Regions from separate parts of the Homo sapiens genome. Here region 1 is linked to region 2. Evidence: chromatin contacts called from ENCODE Hi-C or POLR2A ChIA-PET data. All regions are on one chromosome and are shown on one strand. Each heading gives the region's core, a stretch centred on a gene start or an enhancer-like site at or near the end of the contact. The rest is flanking DNA. Distances are from core to core; before and after follow the strand shown. Region 1 has its middle 22 kb from the start of CALM1. Region 2 holds the start of LINC02317 (long intergenic non-protein coding RNA 2317).

Region 1 (2,957 bases), core at 109-2,608, 36 kb before region 2:
AAGAAACCCCTGTGCTCATTACCGCTCGCTCCCCATTCCCCCTTCCTCCCAGCCCCTGGCAACCACCAATTTGTGTTCTGCCTCTATGGAATTACCTACTCGGAAAATTTCATATAAATGGAATCATACCATATGTGGTTTTTGTCTGGCTTTTTTCACTTAGCATGGTGTTTTCAAGGTTTATCCACATTGTAGCAGGTATCAGTATTTTGTTCCTCTTTATGGCTGAATAATATTCCACTGTCTGGACATACCACATTTTGTTTACCCATTCATCAGTTGACGGACATTTGGGTTGCTCCCATCTTTTGGTCTCCCTTGTTTTGGTCAGTGATACATGCATCTTAGCAGGTTTTCAGTGACCTAAGAAAATGCTGGCCCAGTGTGTGTGATGCTGCATATCACAAGTGAGAAGATAGCTTGTGCCCCACAGTCCCTGTGCCCATTTTGCTGCCTGTGGGGACAATGCTAAGAACCCAGTCACTGAGTCACTGATATCTGGGTTTGAGCCCTGGCTCTGCCACTTAGGCTCGCAGGACCTCACCTACTGAATGAATGAGTTGGGAGGCTCCATAGATGTCAGAAACCTTTGCAAGCTGGGAAGCTGAGCTGAGGTGCAGCTGCTGTTCATCCCCAGGCTGATTCAGAGTATAAAACCCCAGGCTTAGTGCAATCCAGGATGTTTGGGTTCAAACCTCAGCTCCTCTCTTTACTAGCTGAGTGATTTCGGCAGGTTGTCAGCTTCTCTGAGCTACTTTTCCTACCTGGGCCCCTGAGCCCTGCTGGGCAGGGAACCCCTTTCTCCTGCCTCCAAACTTCAGACTCCTTCCTCTGAAACCATGGAAGGGGACACCTTTTATTAAACTGCTGTGGTGAGATGAGTGACAGGCTCTCTAGTGAAGCTGGCCTGTATGAGCTTGAAGATGCAAACCTTCACATGGACATACACACATGTACATAGTCACAGGGCAATTGTCAAGATGTGTAACAACAGGGAGGGTCCCCTGTTCTTTCCACCAACCAGAACACTCTCTTGCTTTTGCTGGTGCAGGGTTGAGAGTTAACCCTTCAATTGGAGGCTCATGGGGGAGGTCCCAGGGGTCCAGGGAGGGAGCTGGGGCAGCAGGGGGCCCTCAGGGGGTGTTGAGGCCGGTGGCTTTTACCAGCAGGTAAGGAAGCTTTAGAATATTTTAAGGCTGTTATGGCCACGATGGTATGTATCAGACGAATGCCAGCATCGCACACCTGTGAACCCTTTCCCATGGATAGGCCCATACAAGGGCATGCGCCTTCCCACACGCACACACACACACATCCTGCCACACATCAGACTTCCTAGCTTCCTGCAGTTAGTTTTCCTCGAATGAGCCAAAGCTGGGCTGACTCAGGTGGCAAACTGCCAGGATGCTGATATTTCCCTCGGCTCTGGCCTGAGAAGCTTCAGGGAAAAACCCACTCACATCCTGAATCCTCACCTGCTCCAGGCGGGCCTGCAGGCCTCCTGGCCCGGGCGCCGGCGGCAAGAGCCTCAGTGACATCCTGCTCTTCCTGAATGCCAAGCATATTGGCAGGGAGAAAACCCTGCCACACCCAGGGTTTCTCCAGAGTCCTCCCAAGGAAGAGGTAGAATGAGGCTGGTTTTCTTAATGTTTGGAGCTGGAAAGTTATGCTGAGATAACTGGTCTAGGCTCCCACTTTTTTTTTTTTTTTTGGTAGAGACAGTGTCCAGCTATGTTGCCATGGCTGGTCTTGAACTCCTGGCCTCAGGTGATCCTCCCACTTGGCCTCTCGAAGTTCTGGGATGACAGGCATGAGCCACCACACCCAGCCCCAGGCTCCCACTTAATAGGTGAAGAATTTGGTCCCAAACAGAGACAGAGAACCAACCAAAGTCCCACTTGCAGAGGGTGGTAAGCCCAGGACTGAACCCCGGCCTCCCGATGCCCCAGCCAGCACCTTCCACCCAGCAAGCCACAAATGACTGGATTCCCCCATTCGGTGTTCTGATTGCCTCCTGGGCAGTCCCCCATGGACACAATGGCCTAATCGGCCAAGTTTTCTCTTCCAGTTCTGCCCCATGTCATTCTGGAGGCCTGTCTTTCTCAGCTCCCAACAGAACTTACCTCGCACGTGGTAACAGAACTTACCTCGCAGCGTCAAATAGGTCCACCTGTTCGGCCAGCTGATGAACATACTGATGCACTTTATTTTATTTTTCTGAGACAGAGTCTCGCTCTGTCACCCAGGCTGGAGTGCAGTGGTGCGATCTCAGCTCACTGCAGCCTCCGCCTCCCGGGTTCAAGTGATTCTCCTGCCTCAGCCTCCCAAGTAGCTGGGATTACAGGTGCCTGCCACCATGCCTGGCTTATTTTTGTATTTTTAGTAGAGATGGGGTTTCACCATGTTGGCCAAACTGGTCTCGAACTCTTGACCTCGAGTGATCTGCCCACCTTGGCCTCCCAAAGTGCTGAGATTACAGGTGTGAGCCACCATGCCCGGCCTGATGCCTTTTTTTTTTGAGACGGAGTCTTGCTCTTTCGCCCAGGCTGGAGTGCTGTGGCGCGATCTCTGCTCACTGCAAGCTCCACCTCCCGGGTTCACGCCATTCTCCTGCCTCAGCCTCCTGAGTAGCTGGGACTACAGGCATCTGCCACCACGCCTGGCTAATCTTTTGTATTTTTAGTAGAGATGGGGTTTCACCGTGTTAGCCAGGATGGTCTCGATCTCCTGACCTCGTGATCCGCCTCCCTCGGCCTCCCAAAGTGCTGGGATTACAGGTGTGAGCCACCGCGCCCAGCCGTGATGCATTTTAATTAATTTCCTCTCCTGGGTATTCGGGAGGCCTTCACCTGGTCAAAATCCATAGGCTCGGGATACCTCCCAAGAAGCGATTCTGATAAGTAGGGGCCTGTGGGATCTTCCATGCCCACACGGGCTGCAGCTGTATGCGCGTGGGC
Region 2 (2,700 bases), core at 128-2,627:
TGCCCCCGGGCCTCCCTCCACTGCGTGACCGGCCACATGGCCATGGCTGCTGCTCTGTGCCTGTCTCCTCATCTGTGAAATGAGGATACAGTCATGGACCTCATGGCGGGGGTGCGGGGGGAGGATGGTGGTGGACGGAGGCGGGGCAGGGCCTTGGACTACTGTGTGCAGTTTGGATTCCTCCAGGCTTAAAATCGGCTTCCATCCCCAACTCTCCAGCTCCCCGTCTCCACCCAGGCCATTTGAACGATCTTGTTGAAAAGCACAGTGGTTTCCAAAGCAAATCCAAGTCTTGTGCGGCTCTGGGCTGAGGGTCCCACGCTTTTCACCCAGACCTATAATCATCACAGATGTTTAGAGGAGGTGGTAAGTACAGAGCTGCATGCTTTATTTCTGCTGACCCAGGCCCCCACCCTCCTCCCTCCTGGGTACCAGGCTGCCTCCCAGGCTAGCGGGGCTGGTGCCTCTGTCTCCTCCTAACACTCCTGAGATTTGCATCCCCGCAGACGCCAGGCGCGGCGCTGCCCCAGGAGGTGGGGTGTTTAGAACCCGCTCCCCGGGCTCGCCCAGGAGCTTTGTGTTTAGTAAAGGCAGCAGTCAGTTCCCTGGTAGGCTCAGGGAAGGACGACAGCTCCCGGCTCAGTCCTCAGCCTCCAACCCCCACTCTTCAATCTCCTTCCCAGACCAATGACCCCCTCTGCGGGAGAACCTGCGGCGAAAGGCAGAGCCCCAGAGCAGGGTCTGGAGTGGCAGGACCGGCAGCCAATGAAGGTGAAGGCCGAGCATTACATCATCACCGTGGTCTCCCATTGGTTTACATCCTGGGCTTCCTGACTCCGCCTCCCAGCCTTAACAATGGGCCTCTCTGCTCCCCAGGCTTCTGACCCTGGTGCCAGCTTTGCCCAGAAGGCCACAGTCGGGCAGAGTCCTGGGCTAGGCGGGAGCCCGAGGTCTGGGCTGAGCCACTAACTAGGGGTGAGGCATAGTGTTGCCAGGTGTCATCTTCCTCACCTGCAAGAGGAGAGGGTTCCAGCTGTTAATCTCGGGTTCTGCCGCAGTTCACCCACCACCACACACTCGCCCATGAACGTCCTCCTCGCAGACCCCGGGGACCCTGGCCGGCCAGGGGTCTGGTCTGCCATGGGCTCCCTTTCCTCCCCAGAGCCTGGCAGGAAGTGAACATATGGAATGATGGTTAATGTTAACTGATGTTTTCTAAAGAGCACACACTGGGCTAAGCCTTATACATTATTTTATTCGTGTCCTAAATATTAGCCCCCCACGCAGCCCTAATTGTTCAGAGACAAGCACTGACTCTGAGGCTGGGCCAGGTTGAGTGATGGCCAAGGCCACGGACCTGGTGAGGGGGACAGTCAGGATTCGAACCCAGGCGGCTGGCTCCAGAGCCCTTCAAACGATGCCATGGGAATGGATGGGGGTCACTAGCCTCCCTATTGTGACTCGTTTGAGCTCTTAGCCCGGCGTGTAGTCTGGCGGGAGCCGTCCCTGGATGGGGGTCACTAGCCTCCCCATTGTGACTCGTTTGAGCTCTTAGCCAGGCGTGTAGTCTGGCGGGAGCCGTCGCGGCTGGCTCGGCAGCTCCAGGCTATTCCGAGGAACAGTCTTCAGAGAGCCTGGGGTGCTGATGGGGAAAAGCTGTTGCTGAGATTTGACAAGTTTGGTCCTGAGATGTCAGAAAGGATTTCAGCTCTTCTGCCACCCCAAGGACGGTGGCGCGTAAATCACAGTGAGCTGGCTTATGTCAGGTCAACTGTGGAATTTGATCCTAGCGCATTGCTCCCTCCTCTTCCTTGCCTGCGTCTCTCCCTCTCTCAGCTCTAGTTTGAGATCAGCACAGATTCCCTGGGTGATTTTTGAGAAAACTGCCTCCTCTTTAGGACTTGGCATCCCCTAACCTGCATCAGGAAAGGGTGGCGACAGATACTCTCACACCCAGGGAGGCTGCAAGGCCCACCCTCTACCCTCCACCTGGGTTCTCTGGCGTCGAGACTTGTGCCCTACAGTTCTGGGCCGTTGGGGTGATGTCCCAGTGGGACCAGGGTGAGGGTGCAGGTATCTGAGGGAGTAGTAGGACCAGAACCTCTAACCTTAGGGAGGCTTCCTGGGAGCCAAGCTTGGTGACTTAGAATGTGAATGTCTGACCCATATCCCACTACCTTTTGGTGGGTGCTGCAGAGGACAATGGAGAGAGAGTCAACTCTGAAGAGTGGTCTTGTGGAAGAGGCAGCTGGCTGGTTCAGTGTGGCACTGGCAGCCTCCCTAAGGTTCCCAGGTAGAAGTTTCTGACAGGTAGATTTCAGCTGTGTTTAAGGAAGAACTTTGAAGTTGTCAGAATGAGCGGTCTTGTGATAGTGAGCTCCCTGTCTCCAGAGGCATGCAAGCAGGACACTTTCACATATGCATTCAAGATGACCTATGCAAGGCGTTGTGCTAAGTGCTAGGAGTGCAGAGGAGAACGAGACCCAGTGGGGAAACAGGCACTTGCAATGCTGCTGTGAGTGTGAGCAGAGGTCAGCGTGGGCATCTGGAGCACAGGGAGGGAGTCCTGAAGGCTGGGTTGAGGATGAGGATACAGCTCATTGCTGAGCCTTATGGTGAACCAGAAGTTTACCAGGCAGACAGGAGCTGGGGAGAGGGCTGGCATTCGTCCATTCAGGTTATGTTTTCTGAATTATATAT

Evidence for each region. Hi-C counts contacts between places; a loop is a spot of excess contacts on that map. ChIA-PET counts read pairs that join two places held with the same protein, here RNA polymerase II (POLR2A). Pooled maps may share reads with other maps.
Region 1: a map of gastrocnemius medialis shows a loop between it and region 2 (2.1-fold over the local background). The contact joins the enhancer-like site here to the promoter of LINC02317 in region 2. A Hi-C loop is called at or near these places in 9 of 168 maps with a recorded cell type or tissue (A673, Calu3, dorsolateral prefrontal cortex and 5 more) and 6 of 50 pooled maps. POLR2A ChIA-PET finds 5 or more read pairs at or near these places in 8 of 52 experiments (A673, PC-3, Panc1 and 5 more).

What each region holds. Positions count from the first base shown.
Region 1 is chr14:90,417,998-90,420,954 of GRCh38, forward strand. No RefSeq gene overlaps it. Among named protein-coding and RNA genes, the nearest start is that of CALM1, 22 kb to the left of the region's middle. RefSeq lists a silencer at 1,214-1,414. Within about 2 kb of position 1,359, at least 13 of the 41 ENCODE cell types and tissues checked have a DNase peak (open chromatin) inside an H3K27ac peak, as active enhancers do; they include PC-3, dorsolateral prefrontal cortex and gastrocnemius medialis, where a contact is called at or near this core.
Region 2 is chr14:90,453,740-90,456,439 of GRCh38, forward strand. LINC02317 (long intergenic non-protein coding RNA 2317) reads right to left here and starts at 1,378. Exons shown (of 3, transcript NR_146492.1): 1 at 1,358-1,378; 2 at 1,012-1,165. It overlaps LINC00642 (long intergenic non-protein coding RNA 642), which reads left to right and starts at 1,491. Exons shown (of 4, transcript NR_033986.1): 1 at 1,491-1,639. RefSeq lists enhancers at 122-739, 666-960, 740-1,357.